Linked DNA regions of Homo sapiens: regions 1, 2, 3 and 4 are each linked to region 5. Evidence: chromatin loops called from intact Hi-C (ENCODE). Cell type or tissue: Caco-2. All regions are shown on one strand. Links, peaks and the distances in the headings refer to the core of each region. The heading gives the core; the rest is flanking DNA. Region 1 overlaps SCN2A (sodium voltage-gated channel alpha subunit 2). Region 2 overlaps SCN2A (sodium voltage-gated channel alpha subunit 2). Region 3 overlaps SCN2A (sodium voltage-gated channel alpha subunit 2). Region 4 overlaps GALNT3 (polypeptide N-acetylgalactosaminyltransferase 3). Region 5 holds the start of SCN2A (sodium voltage-gated channel alpha subunit 2).

Region 1 (6,323 bases), core at 926-5,925, 55 kb before region 5:
GAAACAAATTTGGAAAAGTATTTGAAAGGGTGTTATACCTACAGACACAATTGTAAACGCTTACTAACTCAAAGCTTTTAAATGCTAAAATAGAAGAAAGTCATAAAATTCAGACCAAAAACATACAAAATTGTAATTCAGATTATGTATATTTATTTTCCAAATGTAAAAGCAGTAAAGAAAATTAGCTCATGGAGTTTACTCCCTTACCTAACATTGTAAATTGAAGACTTACAGGAGGAAAGCCTGGTAACATGGTCAAAATTAATGAGAAAGGCTTGGGATGTGGCAAGCAATTCGTAAGGGAGAAGAAAAGAGAAGAAAGAAGTAATAGTGAGTTGGGTAGAGAAGAAACACTTAGAAGACGGGGGAAAGTAATTCACTTACCTGTGATCTCATTTTGCAACATGCTAACGATTGAGTAAAAGGAAAGAAAAAGAAAGAACACATAACATTGCCAACCACAGATATTTTGGAAAATGTGTAGCTCAATAACTTGGTCAAAGAAGAAAATCATATTAAGTGACGATTTGAAAAAGGATATGAATGTACCAAAATCTTAATAGCTAATTTTCTAATAGGGTTGAAGGGAGTTAAAATGTAAAGGGCAGGGGTGGCACTGAATCGAGAGATTGCTTTCCCTTTATTCAATACTATAAACGTCTGAAAAAGAAAACACAACACATAAAATAAAACTTAGAATATATATTAAGAATATTTTAAGAGAAAAGTAAAACCATTATTTATAAATATTGCCCTGTAAAATAGTGTATAACATAATAATTACCATCATATGACATGAAGATAGATGCTTTTTTTTTCTGAGCACTATAAACTTTCCTAAATTTGATAAATGACATGAGGATTATTAAGAAAATTTGTGATCAATGCCATAGGAATTCTTAGCAACTTTATCAAGTTTTAATGTAAGTATTTTAAAACCGCATTTATAATTCACATAAAGCACAAAATTGAGGCTTTGATTTTTTTTTTTGGTTAGAAAATTTTCTCATGAGAACTTCAAGGTTTTCCAGGTGTGTTCTTTGCTCAGAATCTTATTTGGCACCTACAAGTCACCTGCTATTATTCCTTCTGTGGAGAGCAATAGAAAGGAGAAAGTATGGTATAAAGGAATAATTAAACCCACTGAAGATCAAAGTGACTTATGGAGAGCTAGAGACTATAAAGAGGAATTTAGATACTACTCCTGCAAATATAAAAAATAAAATTTAAATAGACTCCTAGTTTACAGTTTTTGCTTCTCAACATTATTAGGGAATCAGGGTCAATTTACACTGGTTTAAGCATATAATTTGTATTCAAGAAGGTGAATAGGCTTTTGTCCTTCCTTAATTCCCGCGCTGGAGGATGCCTCACCAGTTCTCTGCCTGTCTCACAAATGCAGGTTCAAATGAGTGCTTCCAAAAGACTTCTAGGATCATTGGTCCATTACACGGTCAGGCCCATCCAGCATCTTAGTGATACTTTAGACAGAGGGAAGGAGGCCAGCCTTCTTCACCATCATCCCTGGGACTAGCCCAGAACCAATTAGTAAATAGGCAGTGAAGGCAACTTGACTAAGAACTCACTTTCTTATTGATATAGTAGGGGTCCAGATCCTCCAGGGGCACTGACACCATCTCTGGAGGAATGTCTCCATAAATAAATGGAAGAGATTTTCCTGCTTCCAAGTCACTGTTTGGCTTTGGGCCATTTTCATCATCCTCATCCTTGCGTTCCTGTTTGGGTCTCTTAGCTTTCTCTTCTGCAATGCGTTGTTCAATAGCAGCAAGGGATTCCCTGGTAAAGAAGCGGAAGCTGTCAGGTCCTGGCGGTACCAGCACTGACTGTGCCATCTTTTCATCCTGCTCCTTTAATCACTGTTTAGCTCCTTGCATAAGAAAGTGCTACAGAAACAGGGAGGGAAAAAAAGCAATGACCATTAGAATAAAAGGTGATTGTGTCAGTTACATGACACTGAGCACTGAGATACAGCATAGAAACTCAGATAGCTATAATATTTTCAAAGAAAGCTGTATTTGGTATTCAGGGAATCTCATATGTGCATCCATTTGCTCACATGGAGATCTATCTCTCACATTCAGTAGGTGTCTATGAGGTAATCTAATCTCCCACTCCCAAAATGTTTTAAGTGATTGTGCTACTTGTGGGAAAATATGCAATTCAGAGCTCAGAAATGGAGGATACTGGTTTGTGCCTGCTGTTTCACTTGTGTGAATATTTTGGCAGCCATCTTTTTCAGCATTCTTTCTGAAAAAATAGCAGAGATCCAAAACAAGAGATGAAACATCATATTAAATTGTAGAACCTGAGCTGAGGATCTTGCACATATCTCTCCAAGTCTTTGCACGTGCCCTTTGGCTCACTTTATCACATTTAAGAGTTTATTCCAAGTCAATTCACTGGGTAAAAATCTCTGGAAATCCTAAAATGCCAGGCTATGGAAACATAGGTAGATCCTGCTTGAAAGAAAGGGAGTGGGAAGGAGCAGAAGATGCCTGGTTGTGTTTGGAACTGCTCGGAAGCTGCACAGGAAGGGACCCAGCTCCTGCCAAACCGGGCAGGAAGTCATCCACATCAGAGGTCTGTAGCTCGGACCCCCTGGCTTAGCAACCTGCTGCTAGCTAGTGTAATTGCTTCTTAAATTAACACATTTGCAGTACCTTAGGAAATACTGTAGAGATAGCCAATTTCCTCAAATTATGCCCATTTCATAAAAACGTAGCATCACAGTCTTAGTGTCCATATCAGAATTTGGACTTGAGAAAAAATAATAAGTTTACGATAGTTTATCTTTTCAAGCAAACTCTTATTATATGAGTCTTTGCAATAACCTAAATAGATTTTTACTGGTATTCAAATCATATTTCACCAGACTAAAGTAGATAACTCAAAAGAGCACATCAGTCATTCCAAATGTTACCTCTGAACCAGTGGCAGGAGTTTCTATGCTATTTGAAACAATACAATCAACATCTTGACTCCTAAATGACACTTAATCTATTTTTTCCATCTTTTCAAAAAATCAATCTATTTCACCCCCATACTATAGGAGTCAGAGTTGTCATTTAAATATATGAAATGCATTTTCTAAGAGTGAAATGTGTTATGCAGTTCACTTCTGCAGCATACACCAGATAAAACAGAGGGAAACCTAAAATAACAAAAACTACTGCACAGTTTTATTTAAAAAAAATGTTGAAGTAAACCAGGACCTTTCAGCTACCAGCTAGCAGACTGCCCTCCCCAGTATTATAGTGCCTCCAAAACATCCCTCATTTTTTTCACCCATTCCTAGAGACCCTCATGCCTAGCGACAGACATAGGCATGAAGATGGTCCTTGCACACTGGGGGAGGAAACTGCCATGCCTGGATTCTCTAATAGAAGAGACATGCTAAAACATGCAGCCAGCAGCTTCAAAATGAAAGTGGTCCCTCTGCAGATTTCCCCAAGGATTCTACTACTGTAAAGGTAGAGAAGCATCACAGAGAATAAGCATAATAAGAATAATAAAACATTACCCCTGTAGAATCTTTTACACCCAGAGTTTGGGATTGATAAGCTGGCACCAAGAAGACTGCAGCTAAAATTCCATCATGCTTTAAAAAAAAAAAAATCTTTTTTTTTTTTTTTTTTTTTTTTTTTTAATTCTCCTTCAAAGACCACACCTAACTTCCTGTAAAAGGATTCTGGTAACTGAAGTAAGAAGAGGCATTTCCTGTACAGGGACTACAAAATGGCATTATTGTAACTACCACTAGAGGGCGGGGAACTGTGAAGAGAAACACCTTCACAGCGTACACACAGACATATGTCTGAAGCAGCCCAAAGCTCTCAGTTGTGGAACTGATCTTCCACAGGCTTTTCTTGGAACGAAACATTAAAACTTTGTTGATTTTAAGTGTTAATTTTGTTAACAGATAATGCTTCTCCTCATGCTTTTTATTTGCTATGTCAGAAAGTCATTCAACCCATATAAAGAATTCAAATTTAAAGTAAAGAGAAAGTACAGTAGTGCACTGCTTAATGGCATTTTTGGTCAATGACAGATCACATATATGACAGTGGTCGCATAAGATTATAATACCATATTTTTTACTGTACCTTGTCTATGTTTAGACGTGTTTAGATACACAAATACCATTGCATTACAATTGCCTGTAGTATTCAGTACAGTAACATCCAGTATAGGTTTGTAGCCTAGGAACAATAGGCTATACCATGTAACCTAGTTGTGTAATAGGCTCTACCATCTAGGTTTTACGTACACTCTATGAGGTACACACAATGACAAAAATCACCTAATGACACATTTCTCAGAATATATCTTGGTCCTTAAGCAAAGCATGACGTAAATAGGGAAGGGTTAAAAATAAAAACTCATATTAAATAGCAATTAACCCTTACTATATGTAAGGGTTAAAAATAAAAATTCATATTAAACAGCAATTACCGTATGTAGGCTTGTAGCCAAGGAACTACAAACATAGAGTAGGATTTGATATTAGCCTCAGCCCCAGATAATCTTAAATCCAATGTAGTTCTTTGCTAATTCAATAAAGAGATGGCCTGTGCCACACAAGTTAACTCTCTCCAGAAAAAATATTAACCCAGTGAGACACCAATCTTATTTATCTCTGATTTAAGTCACTAAAAAGCAACCAGAAAAAAGAACTGATAAACCAGTGAGATTGTGAATGCTAGGCTTTCAATTAATATCATAGTGAAGATTTGAGGACTTACTAAGTGCCAGTCACTTGGCTAAGACATTTGCCCTGTATTATTTCATCCTCCACACAACCCTATTGGATAAGTGCTTTCATTATCCTTATTTGCAAACTGAAGTAAGGACATACACTGAGATTAGGAAAAGTCTCCTAAGATCATACAGGCAGGATTCAAACTCAAAATCTGATAGCAAAAATCTGTGATCATTACTCAATCATAAAAAGAAAACAGGCACCGGTATCAATTATAATTAGAACAGTTCTAATTGTTAAATCAATGTATTTCATACTTTCTGGCTTCATCATTTTCATTGGAAAATGTATTTGTTGGGCAAAAACAGAAAACAAAATACCACATCTTCTCACTTATAAGTGGGAGCTAAACATTGGGTACACATGGACATAAACATGGGAACAAGAGACACCGTGGACTATAAGTGGGTATAGGGTGGGGGAAGCAAGTGTTGAAAAACTACCTATTGGGTACTATGCTTGCTACCTGGGTGGTGGGTTCAATCGTGCCCTCAAACTTTGGCATCATGCAATATACCATCATAACAAACCTGCACAGGTACCCACTGAATCTAAAATAAAGGATTTGGAGAAAAGAAGAAAATGTGTTTGTTGGAAATGAGCAAGGGGAAGATGTAGCCCAAAATAATATTTTAGTCACTTTAGCAGATAACTTTTGATTGTAAGAGAAAAAGATGTCTCAAACTAATTGAAGTAAAAAATAAATAAAGACAGGAGTTTATTGGTTCATGGTTTGTCCAGGGCTAGTCTTAGGCATATGATGATTCAAGAGCTCAGCTGATGTTACCAGCTCATAGTTATGCTGTATCCTTTTGTTCTGACTTTCATAGTGATAAGTTTCCTAAAGATTCTTCTCTTAGCCGTAGCTTCCCTACAGCTAGATGCTGTAGCAGCTCTAGCCTCCCAACCTTCCAGACCTCAATTCAGTGGGAAGAAAGACTCCGAAAAACTCATTGCATCTCACTGACACCTGGTGGGTCACATGCCCATCCTGAAGTAATTACTCTGTCCAGGGTAATGCCGTCTTTGATTGGCCTCTCCTAAGCCACATGCTGTAGCCTTGAAACACGGAAGAGTCCTCATTTGAAACCTATGAGTAGTCAGGGTTATCATTGTGGTACAGAAGCATTTCTGAAAAGTGGAGTTGGAGCTGGGAAGGTTGCTTTTGCTTGTAATCCCAGCATTTTGGGAGATCAGGGCAGGAGGATCCCTTGAGACCAGGCATTTGAGGCTGCAGTGAGCTATGATCACACCACTGCACTCCAGCCTGGGAGATAGAGCAAGACAAAGAAAGAAAGAGAGAGAGAGAGAGAGAGAGAGAAAGGAAGGAAGGAAGGAAGGAAGGAAGGAAGGAAGGAAGGAAGGAAGGAAAGAAAGGAGAGGAAGAAAGAAAGAAAGAAAGAAAAGAAAGAAAGAAAGAAAGAAAGAAAGAAAGAAAGAAAGAAAGAAAGAAAGAAAGAGAAAGAAAGACAGACAGGGAGGAAGGAAGGAAGGAAGGAAGGAAGGAAGGAAGGAAGGAAGGAAGGAAGGAAGGAAGGAA
Region 2 (6,323 bases), core at 515-5,514, 160 kb before region 5:
GGAAGTTGCAGTGAGCCGAGAGTGGACCACTGCACTCCAGCCTGGGCAAAGGGCAAGACTCTGTCTGTAAAAACAAACAAACAACAAAAACTTCTTTCCTTTATAATTACCCAGTCTCAGGTAGTATCTTTATAGCAGTGTGAAAACATACTAATACACTAAGTAAGTGTTGACTTCATAAAAGTAATAATAATGTCTTCCAGAGTTAGACTACATGTAAAATGAAAATATATAATAATAGTACAAAAGATGAAATGGGGGAAATAGAATAAAAGTGTTCTCATGTCCTAGCAATGTCCAGAAAGTAGCGAAATACTAACTCATTTTGGAGTTTAAAAAGTTAATGTGGCAATTGCTTGGGTAACTATAAACAATATAGTAACAAAATGTATAAAACTGAATTATACAAATAATCCAAAAGAAGTCATAAAATTTAAATCCAAATGTGAGATGTGTGTGTGTGTGTGTGTGTGTGTGTGTGTGTGAGAGAGAGAGAGAGAAATATTGTTAGACTGGATATAAAATATAATTCATGAATATTCAATATTGAATAGGAGGTTACAGAAACATTTAAGGTAAAACAATGAAAGAGTATGTACCATGCAATCACCAACCCAGCCAAAGCCACTGTAGGCATAATAATAATCAGACAAAATGAACTTAGGGCAATCTTACTAGAAATTAACAGGACTGGTCCATAATGACAGTAGGGTCAATCTACTGGGAAAAAAATGTAGCAATTTAAATTTTAGGCACCTAATAAATATCAAATAACTACATAAAAATTAAAATATATAGCAAAAGTTAACAGAACTAAAATAAATAAATTTATAATCATATTGGAAAATTTTTGCACACCCCTTCTGGTAAAGGATAGTAAAAACAGCCAAAAGAAATGAAGATTTCTTTCAAATTCATGAATAAAATATATAGAATTTTGTACTTAACAACTGAAATGTACTTTATTTTCAACTACATATGAAATACATGACACATTTGATAGATGCTGAGCTACAAAGCATTTTCCCCCAAAAGTTAAATAATTAAGATTATACAAAGTATATTATCGATATTATCTGAATGTAGGAAATTAAATTAGAAATCTAAATAAATATATCTAGAAACTTTTTCAAGTATTTGGAAATTAAGCAGTTCTCTTCTAAGTTTCTAGTAAGATTTTTAAAAATCAAAATAGAGGTGAGAAAATATTTTAAACTGAATGTTAACAAAATGAAATATACTAAGATTTGTGGGATGCTAGTATAGCCATGCTTAGAGGGAAATTTATAGTCTTAAGTGCATTTACTAAAAAAAGAACAAAGGTTGAAATCAATGAATGAAATAGAGATTTTCAGAATTTAGAAAACAATAGTAAATTAAAACTAAAGAAATAAAAGAAAGAAAATTATAAATATAAAAGCAAATAAAAATAGGAAAGAACATACAGTACAGAATATTTTAAAAGGCAAAAGTTGGTTCCTTAAAAGACTAAATAAGTAAAGAAGAGAAATCACAAAATACCAATAACAGGAATCAAGATGGGTCACCACTAAAGATCCTATAGAGTTTTAAAAAACAATATCATCATAAACAATTTTACGTAAATAAACTTGAAATTTTATCAAATTACAGAGAGTGAAACAAGAAGAAACAGCAAATATGAATGGTCCTCTATCAGAGAAAATAAATACATAATTAAAAACCTGTACATAAAAACAATTCATGCTCAGATTTTACTAATTAATTATCCAAAGAATTAAGAAAAATATTAACACCAGTCTTAGTTATTCTCTACCAGAGAACAAGAACAAGAAAAGTCCTTTGCCTACTTGTTTTAAGAGGTTAGCATAATCTTGATTTCAAAACCTAACAAGCACATTAAAGTAAACAGATTACAAGCCAAACTCTTTCAGAAATATAGATGCAGGAATATAAAACAAAACATTAGAAAATCGAAGCAATATATGAAATTGATAATTCAAATGACCAAATTTGATTAAGTTCTAGGAGCATAGTTAGGATTAATATCCTAAAATCAATCACTGTGTACCACAATATCAAAATACAAAAGAAAAATAATATATGATTTTCTAAATAAGATGCAGAAAAACTTAATAAAATTTTGCATTTATTAATGACATCTAGAAACTTTTAGAAAATTAAGAACTGAAAGAGTCTCTTTAAGATGATACTGGATATCTATTTTTAAAAAATCTATACCAACTGGCATTTTTAATAGTTAGTTATTAAAACCTCCCTTACTCATATTAGAAACAAAACAAAGCTTACCACTATCACCTCACCTCCTCAATGTTACAACTAATGTTCAGCCAGTGCAGGGAGGAAAAGCAAATGAAAATTATAGTAGCAGGGATGGAAAGAGCAGAAATAATTAAAATAGAAAGCAGAAGAACTATAGAGAAAATCAACAAACCAAAAGTTGAATTTTAAAAATATATTCATAAAATTGAAGGACTCCTATATGGGCTAATCAAGGAAAAGAGATAATTAACAAATTGTCAGAATCAGAAATTAAAGGAAAAATGATTAGAGATGTCACAGATATTAAAAGCACAATAAGGGAATAATATGAACAATTTATACAGTAAATTCAAATAACAATAACTTAGACAAATGAATTCTCAGAAAAATGCAATTTGTCAAATCTAAAAAAAAATCGTAGTCATCCTACATACCTGTTTAAGAAATTGATATTTTTAATTAAAAACTTTCCCACAGAGAAGACTCAGGTTTCCGATGGCTTTGCTGGTGAATTCTATCAATATTTAAGGGAGAAATAATCTCTCTTACTCTCTTTCAAGAATAAATGCCTCCCAACTTGTTTTATGAAGCCAGTATTATTTTTATACCAAAACCTGACAAATTATCCAGAGAGACCACTAAAAAATAAAAAAGAAATGTTAAGGGATGTGGAGAAATGATTTAGACATTTAACATATATTCTTAAGGAGTTCCAGACAGAGAGAATAAAAAAATATGGAATGATAACCTATTTGCAGTGTTAAAAGCTGATAATTTCCTTGGAATTCTCTGAATTAAAGATATTAATATGTGAATCCTCAACTTATATTAGCATAAATTCTGAGCCAGATTAATAAAAATAATTTCATAGGCTCATAGAAATAAAAAACAAATTATAAATATTTATATACATATTTTAATATAAATATTATAATTTTACATAAATATTTATATATAATTTTACTTATATTATTTTTATATAAATATATATTATATAAGTATATAATATATATTTATTTAATATAAATATATTATTTATATATAAATATTTATATTATATATAATTATATATATTATATTAATATAAGTAGATATATACAAAAAATAATTCTAATTAAAAATGTGGCCAAAATTAAACCATTTTCAGAAAAAGAAAAACGGGGTCATTTTGCTGCTAGCAGATCTGACAGAATTCCTGAAGGATACATTTCAAGAAAGAAATAGAACACAAAATGAAAAAGTTGGCTGAAGAAACAAATTTGAGGGAAAAAATTACCAATAATTAGTATGTAAGTCTAAATAAGTACTGCCTACAAATTCATGTAATAATACTGTTTAATTTGTTTTATCTCAAATTAAGGTAGAGTTAAGATACTACACAAAAATAACATATTAGAGGAGAGCAATGATATGTCATCAGTCTAGGAAAATTCATTTTTCCAGATCAGGACACAAATATTGATTACAGTTCACCTTAATTAAGTATGCATGTTAAAATTTAAGAGTAATCACTTATAAAAGAGAAAGAAAAAAGAAGAAAGGAAGGAAAGGAGGGAGGGAGGGATGAATGGAGGGAGATGATGTGTAACTTTCCATCAGAGATGGGGGAAAGAGAAACAGAAAACACAAAGCAAAAGAGGACAAGAAGGAAGAGGAGAATAAAAGGAAAAACCTCAAAAAGTGGAAAGTGTGAAGTAAAGTGATAGGAATAAAATTAGATGTATCTGTAAATATAAAAAATGTAACTTGATTAAAATAGGCTATTAGCAGGAAGTGTCACATTGGATGACTTAAAAATCTAGTTATATTCTTTTACTTAATAAATCTATATACTATACCAAGAGATAAGAACCCATTTAAATAATTGGGAAAATGAGATTGCTGTAAAATACTAGAAAAAATGGGCAGCATAGCCTTATTACTACCAGATTCAGCAGCTACAGATGTGTCATATTTCACTGTTCCTTCTACTTCTCAGGAGTAATCACTCCTTTTTGCCACAGAATCAATTCCAAACTCTAGCATGGCTTTCCAGGTTCTTCACCTCTGGTTATAGCCTTTCTTTGGATAGTTATATTCCTCTTTGATCTCTTAGCTGCTATTGCAAAGTTGATATATAGTAGACACTCAAATATGTATTTAGTTCAGGTAAAAGAAAAAAAAATATTCCTGAATCCATGGAATCATTGTAACATTTTCTTGTATAATGTCCTCTTCACTTTTTTCACAGGTATCTTTTCTTTAAAAAAATGAGAGGGGCAGGTGCAATGGCTCATGCCTGTAATTCTAGCACTTTGGAAAGCTGAGGCAGGATGATTGCTTCAGTCCAGAAATCTGAGACCAACCCAGGCAACATGGGGAGACCCTGTCTCTACAAAAAATACAAAAAAAAAAAAAAAAATGAGCTGGGTGTGGGAGCACATGCCTGTAGTCCCAGATACTCGGGAGGCTGAGGTGGGAAGATCACTTGAGTCCAGAAGGTTAAGGCTGCAGTGAGCCATGATCACACCACTGCTCTTCAGCCTGGGTGACAGAGCAAGACCTTATCTCAAAAATAAATAAATAAATAAATACAAATAAAAATAAATAAGAGAAGAAACATGTTTATATTTTAGATCTAACATATTGACAACTAAGCAACATTTCTTCCTCCTTCCCTCACCATTGCTGGAGGTATCCACACCAGACATTTTTTCAGAATTATAATTCATGAAACATCCCATTTCTTACACTCCCCTCCTTTCTCCTACTTTCCCCTATCGTTCCCTCTCCTCCTTTCTCCTCTTTCTTTACTTCCCCTTACCTCTCTTGTCTCCTCCCTTCTGTTTGTAAATAGGTCTGTATGTTACAGAGCTCAGAAAAACAAGGGATTGTGTGAGATGCGCCAAGAATGGAGAAGATGAGAATGAGAATCTTTCCTGTCTAGATTTGTGAGTTGGTAATGACAAATTGAATGGCTTTCTGACTGGCCACCATGAACTGCCTTCTATTGGTCCAGATTAAAGGTTCTCATGCAACAGGGCATGTAGCATTCACTGGAGGGAACTATTTTATAAATTTATACTGTTTCCTAGACCATCCCACATTCATTCCACCCAGTATACACTAGGGATAGTTAAGGTGCCATATGGGGTGTGTGTGTGTGCATGTGTTACCTGAACACAGTCTCCCTAAACTTTTCTAATAGAATTCCCTTTATACCAACTACAGCCCTAAAGAAGAACCTCTATTATAATTAGATCAATGTCAATCCCTCAATCTGCAATATAAATACTCCGAAAGCCATCCTCTTAGGAACTTTATTCTGTACATGATAAGTTATGTAATGAAGGACAGTTTGGACTTTCCGGAGAATATGTTTTCCTATTGGGCAAAGGAGACCCAAATTTGCTAGTTCTCAGTCCTTGGTATGAATCAGTATCAATGACGAGCCTTCAAAAAATTAAATGCTTAAGTCTCACCCAGAGATATGAGTTCAATTGGTCTGGTCCTGGTCTTGGCCCATGCACTGGCTTTTTTTTTTTTTTTTTTTTTGCTTCTCAGGTAGTTCTAATATGCATTCAGAATTGAGAAACATTTCCCAAACTGTTCATAATTAAATGAGAAAGTCAAATCTGTGCTATTTTGGAATTTTGTTTATATATTATGAAAAGTTGCAGTCTAAGCTTTCTTAGAATTTTTGTAAAGAAAATTGTAAAAATAAATACGCAGATACTATGTGCACTTTACAGAGTGACAGCAAATTTTAGGGATCTAAATCTAAGTGATCTATAGGCTGTAATAAACAAGACATTTGGTGAACAGAAAAGAAACAAGGAGAATATCCTAAATGAAAAATACTGAGAGCGCAAGGAAAGGATAGAAGGATATAAAGAAAAGTAGATCAAGAATACATAAGGAAGAAATTGAAATGGAAAAGTGAAAAAAAGAACAATAGGTGGACAGGAAGGAGAAAAGATGCACAACTTAAAATGTTAGTCAATTTTTTATTAATTTTTGTAACTTTCCACTAGTCTACCTGATGCCATATCTAGCTTTTTGGCCAATATTAAAGTAGTTAT
Region 3 (6,323 bases), core at 400-5,399, 67 kb before region 5:
AAAGAACATAAGACTCACAAAGAAGATAAAGGGCTGCAGATAATAGCAGTCAAACTACTGCAGTAATTTACACAACTAAGTGAGCCCACTACAAGCTTTGTCCTAGAAGACATTTAGTGACAGAAATGAATTTGAATCAGGGTCTGGTTAACAGTAGCTAGCATGATTTGTTAAAGAAATTGAGGAGGTCTCAAGGTGTTAAAAGCACAATATGAAACATAAAGGGAGGTCAATATTGAAAAATATTTATACTTACTCCACATTCTTTGTCCAGTCTGGAGGGTTACTCATGGTCATAAATACACAGTTGGTAAGAATCGTGCACATAATGAGCATATTGAATAAAGTAGAATATCGTCAAGGAAGACAAAGTTCAATGGAAAAATCTTACTTTTATGCACTACCATGCCTTCACCACCATGAAGTTTAAAACTTTAGTGCTTACTATTATTTTGTTGCTTATTATTCTATTATTGACCCTTTTTTTTGCCATTTCTATAACTCAGCAACCTCATATTTAGATCTTGTCTTCAGGCCAAGCCATCAACTATTTTGAGGCTATTTAGGTACCTTTAGCAATTAAAAAGATTAAATGCAAAGAAAGTAGTTCATCAGTGAATAATTTATCAACTTAAATTTTCTTAACGACAGACTCAACTGAACATTAAAACTGCAAGTTCAGCACATATGTAAACCCTGGCAAAAATTCAACAAGACAATTCAAGTAATTAATTAAATGTATTATAACATCATTCTAAAAGTTACCCTGGTGGAATGTCTTATAATAAGGTCCTTTCTAAACAGAGGGTATAATATACTGTAATTGCTCATAAAATCCTGAACTATGAGAGAAGATGGCAGGTGTTAGCACTGGCATTTCTGGGGTTTGTAACTAAGGCAAAATTACTTATTAAGTTCCCTGAATCTCAATTGACTTGGTTATAAAAGTAAGAAAAAGTAATCATGTAACAGGATTGCTATGAAGATCAAATTTGTTAAAATATGTAAGTCTCCTTCAACTTAATGGCCCTAGTGCGTAATAGATGCTCAATGAATTGCTTCCTGGATCATACAGAACACAGTTTATTACAAATATTGGGTTGGTTTCACCCTATCCCACTTTGTCTTTGCAGGTATAGCCAATGCCCTTCACTTTCCTTGACATTAAAAAACAGCAAAAGACAAAAACCAAAACAACTATTTAAGAAAATATTCAGTATCAGATAATAGTAATGACTTTCATATTTAATAAAAAGCATAATAAAGATTTAGTTGCCATTATGTAAAGTGGCACTCTTTATCATTGTGAATCTGGACACAATTATAGAAATTCCAGAGAGGAAATACGTGCTCTTCATATCTTTTCTCACTCCTAATGTTTTTACTATAAATGATCACATTACTTACACATAATGAAATATCAACACTATTACAACTGGACAATGTTGTGTTGATCTAGAAAGAAAGTTCATTTGCATCTAGTACTGGTTTTAGTCAAAACAATAATAATAATTATTATTTTTTAATTTTAGTAGCTGTGCTGTAAGGCCCATGCTTAATTCTCAGTTTTTTCATCCATATGAAAACACTCATAAGTAAATGATGTGCATCAGCCACGTGAGGGCACTATAATCTAGAGAACACACACACACACACACACACACACACACACACACACACACACACACAAAATACCATTTCAAAGAAACACAATTTTTCTTTATTGCTATAACAAACAAAAAACTAAATTAAATAAAGAATGACTTGCTATTGGTATATAAAACTAGAGGGTCCCCTGTGCTTGTTGGTCTGCTGAGCCCTATTGGGGAAAAATAACACCCCGTGGCAGATTGGCACCATTCTAAATTTATGGTCACAAACCTCAGTGGTCCTCAACACAGTCCTGTATTTTCCTACTAGGCTCCATCTCCCACTCTCTGCAAAGAAAAATTTCAAATATTCTCCACTTTCCTCCAGCTTCCAACCCTCTTCTTTCTTCCGGCTCCATTTCAAGCTGAAAACTTATTTTCTACTTTACAGAGAAGAGACAGCATCACAATGCCCCGCCTCCACTTCCCACCCCCAAATCAACAAACTTTTCCACATTGAGACCAATTCTTTCCTCCTTCCTGTTACAGTGGGGAGGTTTCCAATCCCTCCACCGGTATTCTGGACACCTTCCCCATTCCAGAAGACTTCAGCAATCTCTTATCTCTCTCTTTTCTTATCCTTAATGGCTCCCACCTTACTGGCTTTTTCCCAGCAACACAAACTTGCTTACGTCTCCCTTGTCCTGGCATAGGGGAAAGGATATTTCTCTCCTATGACTCACAACCCTCCTTAACTACTACAGCCTTATCTCCCTTTTCCATATCATGGCCAAACTTTTTGAAAGAGCTGCTTATCTTTCCTTTTCTTATATATCTATCATATATTCAGCCTACCAGCTTTTCTTTCTAAAGATGGCAACATCTTCACGTTTTGTCACTAAAAACAAAAGGATAATTTGAGATTATATTTGACATGCTTTCTAAGCAGCATTCAACAAGGATGGTTCCTCCCCTTAGCATTAAGTTATCTTCCCTCTGCTTTCAGGAGGTTCCAATTCCCTGGCTTCTTCATGCCTCAGGGCACCAATTTCTCTGTATTCTTTGAAATGTGGCATTTTTCTTTTTGAAAAGAAAGACATAAGGTATGTAAGCCATCTACCTCTCTTCTACTCTCCTCATCCTAGTGTAGTCCATCAACAAACATTGCTCAACAAACATAACCATTATATACCCACCATTCTCAGATACTTCTCTCCAAGTGAGACCGCTCTTCTGAATTCCACATACTTGATTGTCCATAGGACATCTGTACTTACATATCTTATCAACACTTCAAATTTTGAATTCTAAAACTGAACTTTTGAAAAGTATCTTTTAATCTACCCCTCCATTCCTGCTAATTACTTACTCCTTTGACGTCTCTGTGTCTTATAAAATGTGCATAATATAGCCAGAGACCTATGAGAAATCTTAGATTTCTGTCTCCCCTTAAACGTTCATATCTAATTAACCATCAAATATTGTCAATTCTGCCTGCTATCTCTGGATTCAGTTACTTTTTTCCATCCCCATATCACTGCATGGTCCAAGTGTCTGTCAAGACTAGCATCAAATCTAATAGTCCATCTAGATTATTGCAGTCTCCTCTAAACTGATGTTTCCAAATTCATGTTTGGCTCCATTTAATCCATTCTGCATACTGTGCTAACACGACCATTGTAAATGTAATATGCATCATTTTGGTAGCTTTCTATTACTCTTAGGATGATGATCAAATGTCTTAACACAGAGTCAAGACGCTAGGAGGTCTGATCCCTGTCTACTTCTCCAGTTTCATTTTCTTTTCTCTTCATTGCATTATCCCCATTTGGATAATACTGTAATTATTTTAGGTTGTCAAATGTTATGAATGTTTTATATGCTGTTTCTGACTTTAGGGTCTTGGAAATGTCACCTCTCTTTTTCTTTAGTACTCAGATTGACCTATTACCAGTTATATACCCCAGCAGCCCTTATATTATTCCTCTAATGACAAATTTTAATGATGATCTTCTCAACTACTCTCTGAGCGTCATGAGGACAGGAATCATGTCTATATTATTCACCATTATAGCCTTGCTATTTCACAGTGTCAGTTGACTAATGAAATTAATTTTGCAATTCATTTGTTACTAAATGGAGTTTTTAAAAACAATTTCTGATAAATTATTTAAAAATACAGCATAAAGTTTGTCTTCAAATATATTGTTGGCCAGGTGCCATGGCTCTCGCCTATAATCTCAGCATTTCAGGAGGCTGAGGCAGGCAGATCACTTGAGGTTAGGAGTTTGAGACCAGCCCGGGTAAAATGGTGAAACTCTGTCTCTACTAAAAATACAAAAATTAGCCAGGCGTGACGGATGCCTGTAATCCCAGCTAATCAGGAGGCTAAGGCAGGGGAATCACTTGAACCCAGGAGGCAGAGGTAGCAGTGAGCCAAGATCACGCCATTGCACTCCAGCCTGGGTGACAGAGTGAGACTCTGTCTAAAATATATATACATATTGTTTACACAAGTTTCTACATTTTTTGAGGGTAAAAATATAAGAAAAATATAAGGTGGAAATTAACAGCCTTATGCAATTATGCTGCATTATGGACTCGGCAATGGTTTTATGACACTTAAAAACTTACTCTTTATAGTGGTATAATTTAGTTATATATAAAAAAGTAAAATATATATTTCAACATTAACAAGAGAAATAATTATTTTCTAATTAGTCACTGATAATAAGTCGAAAACAGGCATTTTCCTTATTTCATGGCTATCATTTTAATAAAAGTATACACTTAAGTTAAAACTTCTGATACATAAAAAGAACAATTTTGCTTTTAATAGAAAAATAGTAGATAACTAGGGTCAAGTTTTTACGCTTGTGGTTTGATAGGTATCTCTAAATAGAAAGGCTTAAAATTCACTAAGTTTCTAAATCATTGTTAATTTATTTCATCAGTCACATACTTTACAAATTCCTGGATTCTGGTGAGTGACTGAAATAGTTTCAGATGATCTTAAAAATACTCAAATATGGCCAGGCGCGGTGGCTCACGCCTGTAATCCCAGCACTTTGGGAGGCCGAGGCGGGCGGATCACGAGGTCAGGAGATCGAGACCACCCTGGCTAACACGGTGAAATACCGTCTCTACTAAAATTACAAAAAATCAGCCGGGCGTGGTGGCGGGCGCCTGTAGTCCCAGCTACTCCGGAGGCTGAGGCAGGAGAATGGCGTGAACCCGGAAGGCGGAGCTTGCAGTGAGCCGAGATTGCGCTGCTGCACTCCAGCCAGGGCGACAGAGCGAGAACCCGTCTCAAAAAAAAAAAAAAAAAAAAAAACTCAAATAACAAAAACTCAAATACAAAAGTATTTAATGTAGGTATGGATTTTGCATTGGTGATGCCATGCATCAAAAAAGTATAGAAACCCCACGTCAAAGCAGATTTCAAAAGGCTCAAACTAGTAGCAAAATGCATACATCCTATATTATTTTTTAAATGTGTAATCCAAGTCATAGAGTACATTTTTCAAAAGAACACTGTATCCTGGAACAATATTGCTTTAAGAACTTTTCAATGTAAAATAAAATAGAGGCAGATAAACCTTTTATAATATCAGGGGACAAAGATGTTTTTTAATCTATTAATTTCTTTATGCCAGGTATACATAACAGTGGGTAAACCTGTTGATTGATACTAACCTGCGAGTTGGCAAATGTAAAATATTTCCTTTGTGTATATTATGAAGAAACACTTCTTCAAGTTTTTAGTGAAAATTGTTTAAGTAGCCCTTGACATGGAGCCTGGATCATCATAACACTGGCACACCCACCCCTGTCTCCGTGGAGCGAGGATGAAGCACCATGAGATTTAGAGCAATGAACCATGGTCAGATACATCCCTTACCAGCCATGTGGGCTTCAGCAATTTGTTTAATTCTTTGAGGCTCAGTTTTCTTATATAAATGTGGATAATACTTTTCTTACAGTATACAGTCATTATCCACTAAGATAATAATTATTGGTTTCTTACCATTAATAACTCATTTATAGAGTATAAAATTATAGGACATTTCTTTGTTATTCTATAGGAAGGAAAAGACATTATGCTCTGTTCAGAGACTTTGTAATAATGTATAATATCCAGAGAAGTTGCAGAGGAGTTTTTAACCTATATATAAACTAGAAGTAGAAGATAGCCTGATGTTAGAGGTTTTCTAATGTAAAAATGGATAATTTGAAGTAGAATAGAATAGGTCTTTTTCTGCATACCAGTGCATATTTCTGAGCCAGCAGAAAAATCGAGTAAATGTCACATATACAGTGTTAAATATTGGATTGTTTAATTTTAATATGAACAAACTCCTATTTGCCAGTAGATAACTAAATGATAACATATGAGCATTGAAAACAAAAGAAAGAGAAATTGTTGTGTCATCTGCTTTCATATAAACCTGTATATTTCTTTTCATGGAAAACCATGATATTTTATATCTCAGTATGGACACTATTTAATGAATCAGTAAGTTGGAGCAACTAAGAAGCACCTTTGAAATGCATAAAACAAGAACACTGGCAATGCCCCAAGTATATTAAATCCGAGGGTTTAAAAATCATTTGTTTTCTATTGGATGCAAAATGCAAAGAGCCAAGAATCAAAAAACCTGGTCTGAAGTTTTAGCTCTGCCACTGATAGAAAATGTAGCCTTAGAAAAAACTAAATATCTCTGGGTTTCAGTG
Region 4 (6,323 bases), core at 891-5,890, 540 kb before region 5:
CCCAAAGGGACCTGTAGCCATTTACCAGAGACTATGCTTTGGGGAAAAGGAAATAATCAGACCTTTCATACTAATTCCTAGGGGGACCCAAAAATACTGTGGCCAACTGTTCAAAGTGGAGACTTAAAAGTGCTCAGGTAACAAATGGAGTCTTAGCTCCAGTTGTACTCATAGTGGGTCCAGGGGGTCAGCAGATCTAGCCTGTGCTTATTTCCCCAGTTCTTTAATGAATAATTGGAATAGACATACTGGGTAACTGGCAGAATCTCTATATTGACTCTCTAAACCAAGCTTGTTTAACCTGTGGCCCATGGGCCACATGCGACCCTGGATGGCTTTGAATGTGGCCCAACGCAAATTTGTAAACTGTCTTAAAACATTATGAGATTTTTTTTTTTTTTGTAATTCTTTTTTTTCCCCCAGCTCATCAGCTATCGTGTTAGTGTGTTTTATGTGTGGCCCAAGACAATCCTTCTTCTTCTAATGTGGCCCAGGGAAACCCAAAGATTGGACACCCCTGCTAACCCATAGAGAGAGGACCATGTGATAGGAGAGCTGAGTAGAAGGCTTTAGAATTTCCCCTTTCTTCAAAGATAGTAAATCAGAAGTAATAACATATCCCTGAGGAAACTCTCAAGATTGATGTCACTATCAAAGATTTGAAATAAGACTTGTGATATCTATCACATCCCCACTTAGCTCACTTATTTTGCCTCGGCAGAAGTTAAATGGATCTTAGAGAATGGCTGTAGACTCCCCTAAACTTAATTATTGGGTGACTCCAAATGTAGTTGCTGACCCAGATGTAATATCTTTATCAAACCACATGGCCCCTGGCATTTGGTATGTAGCTATTGACTTAGTTAATATCTTTTTCTGCCAATTTACAAGGACCACCAAAAACAATTTGTTTTTATCTAGCAGAGCCAACAATATGGCTTCACAGTCTTGCCTCAGGGCTAGATCAATTCTTAATCTTAATCATCGTAACATTTCACAAGTCATCACACTGATCCACTACATTGATGATAATATGCTGATTGTCTCTGATGAGAAGAAAGTAGCAAATACTTTAGATATCCTTGTAGAGCATATAAGAATTAGAAGGTGATAAATCAGCCCCACAAAAATTCAGCAAAACTTCTGGGCATTCAGTAGCCACTATGCTCGATAGGCTTTTTTTTTTTTTCTTTTTTGAGAGGGAGTATCATTCTGTTGCCCAGGATGGAACGCAGTGGTGGGATCTGGGGGTCACTGCAACCTCTGCCTCCTGGGCTCAAGCAATGTTCTTACCTCAGCCTCTTGAGTAACTGGGACCATAGGTGAGCTCCACCACACCCGGCTAATTTATGTATTTTTTTTGTGGAGATGGGGTTTTGCCATATTACCCAGGCTGGTCTTGCACTCCTGGGCTCAAGCAATTCGCCTACCTCAGTAGTGCTGTAATTACAGGCATGAGCCACTGCACCCAGCCTCAATAGTCATTTTTGAATTTGGGGGCAACATTTACAACATTTGAATATGCTACCTCAACCTGTTTACAGAGTAACTCATAAGGCTGCCAGTTTTTAATGATGATCAAAGTAGAAGAAGGCTCTGCAGCAAGCCCAGCAGTACAGGCTATGCTACCACTTCAGCTTTATGATCTAGCAAACTCAACGACTCTCTTGGTATCTGTGCCAAAGAGGAATGCTCTATGGAGCCTCTGGAAAGTGCCAATAGCAGAATCACAATACAGACATCTAGGGTTTTGAAATAAATATTTTCTTCAGATAACTGTTTACTTTTTGATAAACACCTTCTGACTTGCTACTAGGTAGATATTGAATGCATAATTATGGAGTGTCAGGTTATCATGTGGACCAAGTTTCCCATCATTATCTGGGTAAAATCTGACCTATCTTTCCATAAGGTTAGCGATGTACAACAGCAATATATCATTGAGTGGAAATAGTACATGAGACAGAACTAGAGCAGATCTGGATAGGACAAATAAGTTGCATGAACCAGGGACTCAGACTTCTTTGGTAGCAACTCTAATGGCATTGCCTTGTCTCTTTCAACTCATGCCTGTGGCTTCTTGGCGATTCCCTTAGTCCATTTGTTAGAAGAAAAAACAACAACAACAACAACAACAACAACAACAAAAAAACCCCTCAAACCTGATTTGCAGATGAATCTGAACAAAACACTAGTACTACCCAAGATTAATGACTGTGTAGCACTATAGCCCTACTCGTGAGTAACTGTGAATAATACTGGATAAGGAAAACTTTTCTGTAGGCAGAGATTTGAACAGTAAATATGGTTGTCCACCATGTTGGGAATGAGACATGCCTAGAAATACAGATCTATATTGGTCATCGATGGGTAGTTGTTAATGGTTTTTATGGTCAGAGTTGGAAGGAACAGGATTGGAAGATTGGTGACAAGGTAGTTAGTTTGAGGAAGAGGTATGTGAATGAACCTTTCAAAATGAAAAGACCCTGAAAGAATTTGTATCCCCTCTGAGTGCCCACAAAAGCACATCCATTGCAGAGGAGGCTCTTAATAATCAAGTGGACAAAATGACACATTCTGCATGTCAGTCAGCCTATCTCTCCAGCTGTCTCAGTGGGCCCATAAACAGGAGTCTTGGTGGCAAGACTGGAGCTGTGTATGCATGGGCTCAGCAACATGGCTTCCCCTTTGTAAAGTTGACTGGGATAGCGCTGCTGCTGAGTTCCTAATCTGCAGAATCCAGCATTGAGCCCCTGCGGGGATCAGCCAGCCTCTGGGTGGCAGGTTCATTATACTGGATTTCTTCCTTCATTGAGGGGGCAGAGACTTCTCCTCACTAGAATAGACAAGTATTCTACATATGGATTTGCCCTTCCTTGACATCACCAACATCTGTGGACTCCTAGAATGCTTAAGGGCATGGTGAATACAGAGTAGTAGTTAGTGTAAGAAAGAAGCCATAGATATTCATTATGGCCTCGCAGCCAATTATGTAAGTGAGGATTATTGTAGGTTTGCGTATTTTTTCTTTAAAAATTTTTTTTCAATCAGCTTTCTCAGGTTCAATGCACATTTTTTCTTTGCCTCTTATATCTAGGTTTTTTTTGTATATGTTAACAATTTTCTTCTCTCATTTTCATTTTAAAAATGTTAAATAGAAGCCGTTGGAGATCAACTTTCCAATTTAGGTAACAGAATATTTAGTGGGACTGTGACAGAATTTAAGGAGTAACTCAGAGTCACAGCAATGACTACAATAGCTGTTAGGACTCTATGTCTCTCGTTTTTGAGGAGATAGAACTTCTTCACTTATAAAGAAGGACAGTTAGACTTTGTTAGGTGAAATATAGAATTGTGTTGTTATTGTACAGGAGTTTCAGTGTGTGGGAGAGGGTGCATGTGGAAGCTGAGTAGTGAAAAGTGTAGACTTTGCTGCTTATCAGTTTACTGTCTCTTAGTTCCAAATTTACTGTATTAGCCTGCTCTGTAATAATGGAGCTGGGCCTTGTAAATTTCTTTTTTGCTGGCTCGTACAATGTTAAGCCTTGTCAGTAGAGGGCACTGGAGGGACACTGAAGTGGCTGAGGCTTCTCTTTCTGGTTTCTGTGATGCTCACTGGCTAAGCTCCTTTTGAGCATAGTTTTCCTCCACTGCTCACTCCCCAGTATGATTTTCTCCAGTACTAGGTATCTGCAGAACACAGCTTTTTCTAGAGTTGGTGTTCCCCACACACTGCACTTTCTTTAGAGCTTGATTTAGGCAGCAGTGGTGTACCCTTGAGACACAGACACCATGGACCTGCTCTGTCACCTAAGTCACTGCTCCCCAAACTCTCTCCTCAGATCCACACATGCCAAACTCGGGGCCCCACAAGACTGGGTGTCTAGGGAGCCAGCTGCCCAACCTTTGTCCCAGGCAGCCAGCCCAGAGCCGTTGTTACCTGTGTGGCACATGAAAGTTCACTAAACTCCTGCAGGGGACAACCTCTGTGATTCCAGATTCCCTCAGCAGCCAGCAGTTTTCCTCAGCACCTAGCTAGTTCTAGGGTTCTGTCCCCCGGCTGTGAATGGCCTCTTCTGGAACTTCAGGGGCAGATTTCTGGTAAGTCCCATGAATGAAGTACTTCTATGACTTTTTACCAGGTAGTCAAAGCTAGGGCATCTCCATAGACATCTCTGGATCTCAGCCCTGGTGAGAGGAGAGCCCTTCCTTGAACACTTATTTCAGCCATAGGGGGAGTGGTTGCCCCTTATACTGTATTTACAACTCCTGTATTCTTTAGAATTCTCCTTAACTCCCACTAGGCAATTTCCTGTTACTCCAATCCTCTTTTAATACCAGATTGTATTAAACTTTCTCTGTTCAAATTAGCATGTGGTTTCTATCTCCTTACTAATCCAAAAGCCAACAACTATGTTTACAAGGTAAATAGATGGACAAATGTTTTAAAATGCAGTGCCTCTACCTGGGGGGCAGGGAATACCAGTTACATGAATAATCTCTGGATCCACCTAAATCACTCCTCAGAATTCCTCTACTCTGTAGTATGCCATAAGTAATCAATGCATATCTTTCATATGTAATGTAAAAGTCATTCACAGGTGTAGATGTGGCAGGAAAGAGCATGTGAGCCCCTGAGTTTGTGACTCCCTTGACAGATAATGTAGTATCATAATTACTTGTTTGTGTCAAACTGTCAAGATAGAGTTGGCTAGCTCACAAATCAAGATTCTATCAGCAACCTTTCACATTCAGAGATGACGATGAGGGAGATGTCTACCTGACCAGGGGTAGCTGAGAAGTTGGATGTCTGACCCTGTCCTTCTCAGTATTGAAACCTGTGCCTCACGGTTGCTGATGGTTAACTCTGTCACTGAGCTTTTTGTCTCACAGCCTGCAGATATCTTGGTTCAGAAAGCTGTTCTTAGTTTATAACAATTGCAAGTAGTTTAGTCATCCACTGGTGGCATTGCCCAGCCACCCAGAGTAACTCTACTTTGCCTTTAGCTGAGATCTTTGAGGTATGTCTACTGCTGCCCCCTCTGAGACAGAATGTGGCTGTCTTCATGCAGTTTGCTTTGCATCAGTGTTTGTCTCTTGTCATACATCCACATGCCACTTCCTGCTCAGAAGAAATGCTGCCAAGAATGTAAACATGAACTTAAACATAATCAAAACTAACAAACTACAGCAGCAAAACACCATGAGATTTGACCCACCAATAAATGCAAGCAGAAATGACTTTCTGCCACTCCTCTGTTCCCTAACACTTTAACCAGTAGATGAGGGGCACATAATAAAACTTCTACCCAAGCACTTAAAGGTTTATTATCAGGGCAAGGTCTTTAAATTTTGTTTTTCTTTGTTTTGTTTTGAATTCAATTAGGAAATACAGATGATAGATAATGTGTGGCAAAGATCCAATGAGTTTTATAATAATTCACAATAGTGTACTTTTCTTAATCTATAATCTATATTAGGATATTGGGATGTAATTTTGTTTTTTTTCTGCTTAGTGTGGTTACCCCTAACTCTTTACAGCATGCCTTAACTCAGTAGTAAGGAAGTTTTGTATACCAAATTAGACATCACAGCAATTAAATTCATCAGGAACCAGACTTTAAACTTCTGGAGTTGTAATGGTTTATTGTCACAAACATGGAAACAAGAAGTGAGAGGAACCACTATCTTCTTATTTCATTAAATGTTACTTTCATGTAAAATTATAATGTTCTGCTTTCCACTACTTCAGAAAATTGCTACAGTTGGAATTTTTAGGTTAAATGAACAACTAATATTTCTGCAACCTATGCTTCTTCACCTAGAGGGACAATCATGATGGATCTTACCTTGATATTTTCCCTTCTCAATTTGTGTTTAAACAAGATCCCCAGGTGATTCATAGTCACTTTAAAGTTTGAGAAGCTGTAGTCTAGATAACTGGAAGCTACCACTTGTTAGTTAGATTATTTTAAATTTGTAAGATTTCAGATGGAAGCATATTTTTACCCCTGAGAATAATCCATTGATTTTAACATAGCGAGTGTCACAACCAGTTAAAATTGTGTATATTGCTTTAGCTTTTCACTTTATGAATATTTTTATTAATGACTTTTTGCAATGGCTACATATATACCAGGTTACAGATTAATAACTTTTTAAAACCAGGTCTCTGAATTTCACTCTTAGGAATTCATAAGAATTTAGAATTTAGAAGATCTCTGAATTTTTCTTTTCTTTTTTTTCTTTTTTTTTAGTTTTTAAAAACTATTTCATGATTTTTGACTTCTCTTCCTCTGTGAATCTGATCTTTGGTAATTAGC
Region 5 (6,323 bases), core at 626-5,625:
TTATTTATATCCAACTCACTCTTAAAGATCTAATTTAACTGTCACATCCTCCTAAAATCTTTTCCTCTGAGCCCCCCATGGACAGAAATTAACATTATTGTTTTGTTCTGAATCCCAGGATGTAACATGGTGCCTGGCACAAGATAGGTGCTGATATTCCTGTCCCATTCACTTTCTCATCTTTCTTCATTCCTTATTTTGAGATATAGTGGTATCTGCACATGTATATTTGCATGTTAACCTCCCTGAGGTAAACTCCTTGACTAATTATTTCTTTATCTCTACCATGGACACTTGGTTGGTACGTGGTATTCCACAAATATATGTAGACATGACACATTTTAATCCCTTTCTTTTCTCAAGATATTGAAGAAGTAGGGTAAAGCCTGTGCCTAGTAAGTGAACAAAGGAGGAAAGGCTTGGACATGAGATGATATTCTTATAGTTGTCAATAGATTAACCTATATGTACAATCTTTTCTATTAGGTAGGAGGGAAAGCCATGTGGCCATCCACATCATTCATGAGCATAGGGTAGAAGAGTATACACCACCTAATAATGAAAAAGGCATACTAAGAAACAGAGTTTCCATAGTTGTCATTCAGTTTTCTTGGATGCTTTGACAAGAAACCTAAGAAAATTGAGCACTGCATATAATATGCCATTGAGCAACAGTATACTGAAAGAAACTCTATTTTACAGAATATAACCAAACACACACACACATGCACACACACACACACACACACACGCACAGTGAATATCATCATACCTGGTCTATGCCATCCTGATATGTTCACACTAGAGGTGAATTGTGTTACTGCTATGGAAGATGTGGAACTGTCAATCACTGTTCTAGCCTTGCCTTATTGTAATTTAGTACGTGACTCTGGGAAATCCACCTTATCTCTCAATTACAATTGCTTTTCTTTAAATGATAATGGGGATAAATGGTTAAATATCTGTAATTCTAAAAATCTCCATGTATATGGAGCCATGTAGAACTACAAACTCTATAGATTCCACACATTTAAAAAACATGTTTTTTTCATGGTTTGTCCAAACCATTTTATAAAATCATTCCCCATAGCTTTCACAACCTCTGACATGGCAAAACTACCTCTTTACAGGAAAACAATGACTGAGATAAAAACATCCTGATGCACCTCCACCGCCTGCCACCTCCACCATCACACACACACACACACACACACACACACACACACAGCTCTTTCCACAGGAGAAAGAAGTGAGGCATTTAAAAACAATCTTACAAAACTATTTTTAAAATATTTGTAAAATCTCTTTAAATTTCTCTAAATGAAAATCAGTGGTTTTTAAATATAGGATTTCTATATGTCTTTATTCCTGTTATTCTAATAATAATCAAGCAAGGATTTAAGGGAAATCACGAGAAGCAGCAGAGAGAAGCAAGGCTGTTGCATGCAACTTCCACCTCCTGAGTCATTCCACTCTTTAACACAGATAATGTCACATGACCTAAAATAATTTAAAATGTGAGCACCTTCTATAATATCAACTATTTAAAATGGCCACGGTTCTATTATCCCAAATCCAATAAAATACAGAAAAAATCAATTTTCATGGCAATTAATTTGTGTTCAGCATACTCCTCACATCCATACTGGGGGAGGAGGGAGGGTCTATAGTCTCATTCCAAGTCTATTAAACACATTACATAAATCTTGATTCATGTGGGAGAAATGACTTACGTATTATTTCTAAGAGGTAAAAATAAAGACATAAACAATCTGTACCATCATAGCCAGCAGAAATCGTTCAAAAGGCCTTTGGACTCAGAATATTGGCTTGCCTCTGAGGCTGCAATCAGAAGGCTCAGCCCTGAGCTTTGGCAGAGCCACTGCCATGTTAATCTGCTTCATTATATCTCTACAATTTGTTCACTGCATTAAGGAGCAGTATTTCCCTTGTGAAAGGAAAACCCATCCTTCACTTTGAAAGCTTTACCTTTAAAAGGTAAACAAATACAGCCAGAGACAGAGACCAACAGCTAGAAAGCCAAAGAAATAATAAAACACGGTATGTCATAGTCAGAGCTCATTTCAGCCTAGGAAGATTTTAAATTGCACAACAGCTAGAATTAGAGCTTTTGAATCTCTTAGATCTGAATACAAGCTAACAAAGCACACATCTTATATTAAATGTCATTCTTAACATAGATAACAATCCGTGGATAAGTCAAAAATAGAATCATGCTGGCTTACCTGAAATAAAGAAAAATGTAAATCATAACACAGAATCCACGTATGTGTTGAATATAACAGTCTCCAATGCAATTCTTCAGAATTTTTACTGGAGTAGAAAGTAAAATCTCACATGTGCTCTATCCTCATTAAAGAAGAAAAAAACAAGAAAGGATGACCACAGCATCCTCCCTCCTTTGCCTTAGCTTTCTGTTCTGACAGTCATTCGATGGTACCCAATGTCTGTTAGAAAACAGCATGCTAAATTAGAAAAATAAATAAATAAAGGCAGCATCTTACATGACAGCTCCATCTCCTGGTCAAAAGTGGAACCATCTTAATTCACGTTCCTTTGGCTATGTAGCAGTCAGCACATAAAATTAAATGATGTACAGCCCATAATTCCACTCTATTTGAAATCAACTACTTTAATTAACTGTAATTTAAACATTTAAGAAGAATTATAGTATGAATTTTTAGAATTATAATTCTATTTTGGGGATTCAAATTTCTTTACATTATGTTTAAACTAAATGGAAGCTTTTCCCATCATTGAAAACTTAAGATTTATTTAACTTTATATACCATCTGAAAAAGTAATATGTATCTCCTATAAAACAATTTTAGATGTCAAGCTTATTGATAATGAACATCACATCTCTTTGTGGAGAAGTATAAGTTTTTGTCACTAGAGAAGTTAACACATAACACTTGTGTTGCTATTGTTTGGAGGAATGTTGAAAGGTTAAAGATAAGGCAGGAAAATTAAATGACTTAAAGGCAAACTTGAAAAATCTTTAGTTAATCTAATCTAACTACAAAAATACAGACGACAAGTTACATGCAACATGAAATTTGATAATTGTAGTAGTATACTATAGTGTGTAGTTACATCTTCTTAGAGAGATAAGAGAAAATTAAATTGTCAAAAGAATCCATTTGGTAAATGACACCATTTATAGAATCAAAGTTTTACTGAGCATATGATGTTCTCAATATATGTTTGTTTAATTAATTATTCTTCTTATGAACAGTTGTGAAGGCCAGGATCATTTTTTTAAAATTTGAAGTAAAAGGATAGGCATTTTTTTTCTCCCACTTTTTTACAACACCATTTTAATTTGGGGCCAAATCGATCTTTAATTTCCTATTGCAGTAACGCTGTCCATGGTGCTGAGAACCAATTTTAGAACTCATGGTGAGTTCTAGGTCTTAAACGGGTCTGAAATACTGTCTTTGTCAGATTTGATATAAAATTTACCATTAAAAGTCCCCAGATCAGCCAGAATAATTGATAGTATCTAATATAAAAATAGTTAAGTAATTTTTTTATCCACAAAATATGTATATACACATGTCCATCAGAAGCCAAAATGCTGATAAATACATTTAATAAAATACATGATTGCAAGCTACACTTTCTTTGGATTCATAATATTTTATTTTCTGTGTGCTAAAGTTATACTGAATAGATTGCTTTAACATAAGGTTGTTCCCACACTATTAAATAGACGAGGAAACCAAAGCCCACTCTTCAGTAACTTATCCAGTATTAATAAGCAAGTCAGAAGAACAAACCCAGTTTCTTAAATTTTACCTTACTTCCATTTCTACAACATTATTAAGATGTATTAGTTTGGTTATGAAAATATATTTTTAACACTGAACAAATAAATAATTAAAGTGACTTGGTAGATCAAATTATTTTAATGTATACACTCAACTATTTCATCTCACAAGTTTCCTGCACTATCATAAGATACATAAGCTCTCAGGGCACATAATTATGATAATTTTGCCAAATTAATTTGCAATTTCAACAAATTACTCCTGATGGCCAAGAAGCTTAAACCTGTAAGATTAAAGCCTAAGATGCCACAAATATGAAATATTATTGATACTTTATTTTTAAAATCACGGGAATTTTACAATAATTTATATAAAATTTAAATGTTTTTCTTAACACAGTAATCATTTTTCCCCATAGTCTTGAGGGTAAATTTTATCCTTAGGGAAGATGTGACTAACTGATCCTGGGATTTTGTGTACCTCTAGGCACGCCACCTCATGCCCCCAGGGATACAATATCCCAGTTTCAAGACCATAGGGTTATATGACACAGAAACTGGAGCAATCCTTTTCAACCCTAAATCATATCACATACTCTTCTTCTCAAAACTTTTTAGTAGCTACCCATCTCCTTGTGAATAGTCTATGCCTTCCCCAGTGTTCACAATGCTCACAATCTAGACTCCTTTACTTCTCTGATGTTATTCTTGCCCTCACTCACTCTACTTTAGCCATTTTATCTTCTTTCTCATTACTCAAACATGGCAGGTATGTCCATTCCTTAGGAGGCGTCCACCTTTTAATCTCTTTGCCTGGAAATCTCTTACATGGGCTCCGTATGGCTCACTTCCCTCATTCTTGTCACAGCTCACAGCTGCCTTCTTACTGAGACTGGCCTTGACCCTCAATACCACACACTATCCCCTCCTCTGGTTTTTCCCTTTAGTATTTAGCTGACATACTAAATATTTTGTCTATTGTCTGCCTCCTCCAAGAAAAATGTAAATTCCATGAAGGCAGAGATGTTTGCCTGTTTTGATCACTTCCATAAACGTGGTTCACAGAACAGTACCTGAAATATAAGACCCACCCAAATAATGAATACATGTCCTAGACATAGAAAATTCATACATTTTTATTAATGCACCATAGGAATGCTATTATTTCTGTGTGTGGATTCCTATGTTCTTATTAATACATACGTCAGAGAGTGTGAAATCAATGAAGCAAATGGCATGTTCTTTGAGTAAACTATTTAAACTATGTTTAATTCATATACTTAAGCAGAAAACAGAACATATAGTGAATATTCCATAAATATGTTAGGTTAATGATGCCAGTGTTGAAATTAGACCACTGTGGTCTTGAATTGTTTTTAATGGAGTTCTGACAAAATTTTGGTAAAATATTATTGAACAACTCTTATGTTAGCACTTTTTTTTCCAGGATAAACAAACTTTGAGGTAACTATTGTAATTTTATTTTTATGGAAAATGTTTAATCTCATCTAGAAAATTTTAGCTGTTTTAAAATAAGTTGTAAAAATAGCAACATGTCACATGGTAGACATGTGTGCGTGTGTATACAAATATATATATACATATATACACACAGACACACAAGTACATACACACACTAAATCTTTATGAAATCAACTTCAGTTAGGCATTCATTTCGCTAGTAACAACAAACCAATGCCACATAATTTCTCAATAACATGTCTCTTGGGCATTGCTTTAATGATAAAATCCACACCTTTATTTTGGCAGCTTGATTTTCAAAATCATTTTAATTTATAGAGATAAAAGTAAGTAAGTCTTATTTTACCTCCATTAAGTTGTGCATATTGACTGTTATTTAATTTTTTTCTACCATTTATCATTCACCCAGACTTTTAAATATCATCCATCTGATTCAGAAAATAAAAGACTAAGTTCCTAGTTTATACCTAATATTTGTTTACATTTTTCTTGCCTCACTTCTTCTTATTTAAAATATCTGCATTGGAGAAAAGCAAATGAACAGACATTTTTAAATGGCAATTTCATTTGTACAGTTTTAGTCACCTTAAAATATGCTAACCTCTTTTAAATTATTGGTCACCAACATCAAGACAGTTTTAAAAAGTTGAACTCCATATCTAATGTTTTTCCTGCACTATTATCATTAGAGAATCAAGGACCTGTAAGCCAAAATGGGCATATTTTTATGCCATGTTCAAAGACTGCTAATACTGATGAGGAGGACAGCTTATTACACTAGTTCCAATTAGTATGAATTGTTGACATTTAATAGTATGTTATCAAAAGATGAAGAAAAGGAAAAGAAAAATTGGGCCATCAAAAGGACATAATTTCCATAAACAAAGTCTGACAAACAGAATAATTCCCATAATTCCTTGAAAGACGAGGTGTTACAAATAATGTTATAAATATATAACATTTATTGAGCACTTTTTATGTGCCAAGCAATGTGCTAAGTACTGTACATAAATTATCTCATTATTCCCAGCAACAGGTCTGTGAAGTA

The links. A loop is a pair of places that touch in the nucleus more often than their neighbours do. Peaks named below come from ENCODE experiments on the same cell type or tissue, not always from the same donor. Only the 100,000 strongest peaks of a DNase experiment are listed, where the experiment ranks them.
Region 1: it touches region 5 in a loop (11-fold over the local background); 58 of 110 quality-filtered maps call a loop at or near these places.
Region 2: a loop joins it to region 5, with 2.5 times the contacts of the local background. A loop is called at or near these places in 3 of 110 quality-filtered maps.
Region 3: it touches region 5 in a loop (8-fold over the local background); 58 of 110 quality-filtered maps call a loop at or near these places.
Region 4: a loop joins it to region 5, with 15 times the contacts of the local background. A loop is called at or near these places in 6 of 110 quality-filtered maps.

Annotation. Positions count from the first base shown.
Region 1 is chr2:165,291,357-165,297,679 of GRCh38, reverse strand. SCN2A (sodium voltage-gated channel alpha subunit 2) reads right to left here. Exons shown (of 27, transcript NM_001040142.2): 2 at 1,590-1,907; 3 at 545-663. The coding sequence starts at 1,856. Among named protein-coding and RNA genes, the nearest start is that of SCN2A, 55 kb to the right of the region's middle. RefSeq lists an enhancer at 3,647-3,941. In Caco-2, for the core only: a CTCF peak has its summit at 3,786 (motif pointing right); a DNase peak (open chromatin) is centred at 3,799.
Region 2 is chr2:165,392,216-165,398,538 of GRCh38, reverse strand. SCN2A (sodium voltage-gated channel alpha subunit 2) reads right to left here. Exons shown (of 27, transcript NM_001040142.2): 27 at 6,235-6,323. Among named protein-coding and RNA genes, the nearest start is that of CSRNP3, 74 kb to the left of the region's middle. In Caco-2, for the core only: no CTCF peak of the experiment used is centred there; no DNase peak of the experiment used is centred there.
Region 3 is chr2:165,301,871-165,308,193 of GRCh38, reverse strand. It overlaps SCN2A (sodium voltage-gated channel alpha subunit 2), which reads right to left. Exons shown (of 27, transcript NM_001040142.2): 4 at 257-346. Among named protein-coding and RNA genes, the nearest start is that of SCN2A, 66 kb to the right of the region's middle. In Caco-2, for the core only: no CTCF peak of the experiment used is centred there; no DNase peak of the experiment used is centred there.
Region 4 is chr2:165,776,471-165,782,793 of GRCh38, reverse strand. The region is part of intron 1 of GALNT3 (polypeptide N-acetylgalactosaminyltransferase 3); the gene reads left to right. Among named protein-coding and RNA genes, the nearest start is that of GALNT3, 15 kb to the left of the region's middle. In Caco-2, for the core only: a CTCF peak has its summit at 3,594 (motif pointing right); no DNase peak of the experiment used is centred there.
Region 5 is chr2:165,235,564-165,241,886 of GRCh38, reverse strand. It overlaps SCN2A (sodium voltage-gated channel alpha subunit 2), which reads right to left and starts at 2,473. Exons shown (of 27, transcript NM_001040142.2): 1 at 2,247-2,473. In Caco-2, for the core only: a CTCF peak has its summit at 2,537 (motif pointing left); no DNase peak of the experiment used is centred there.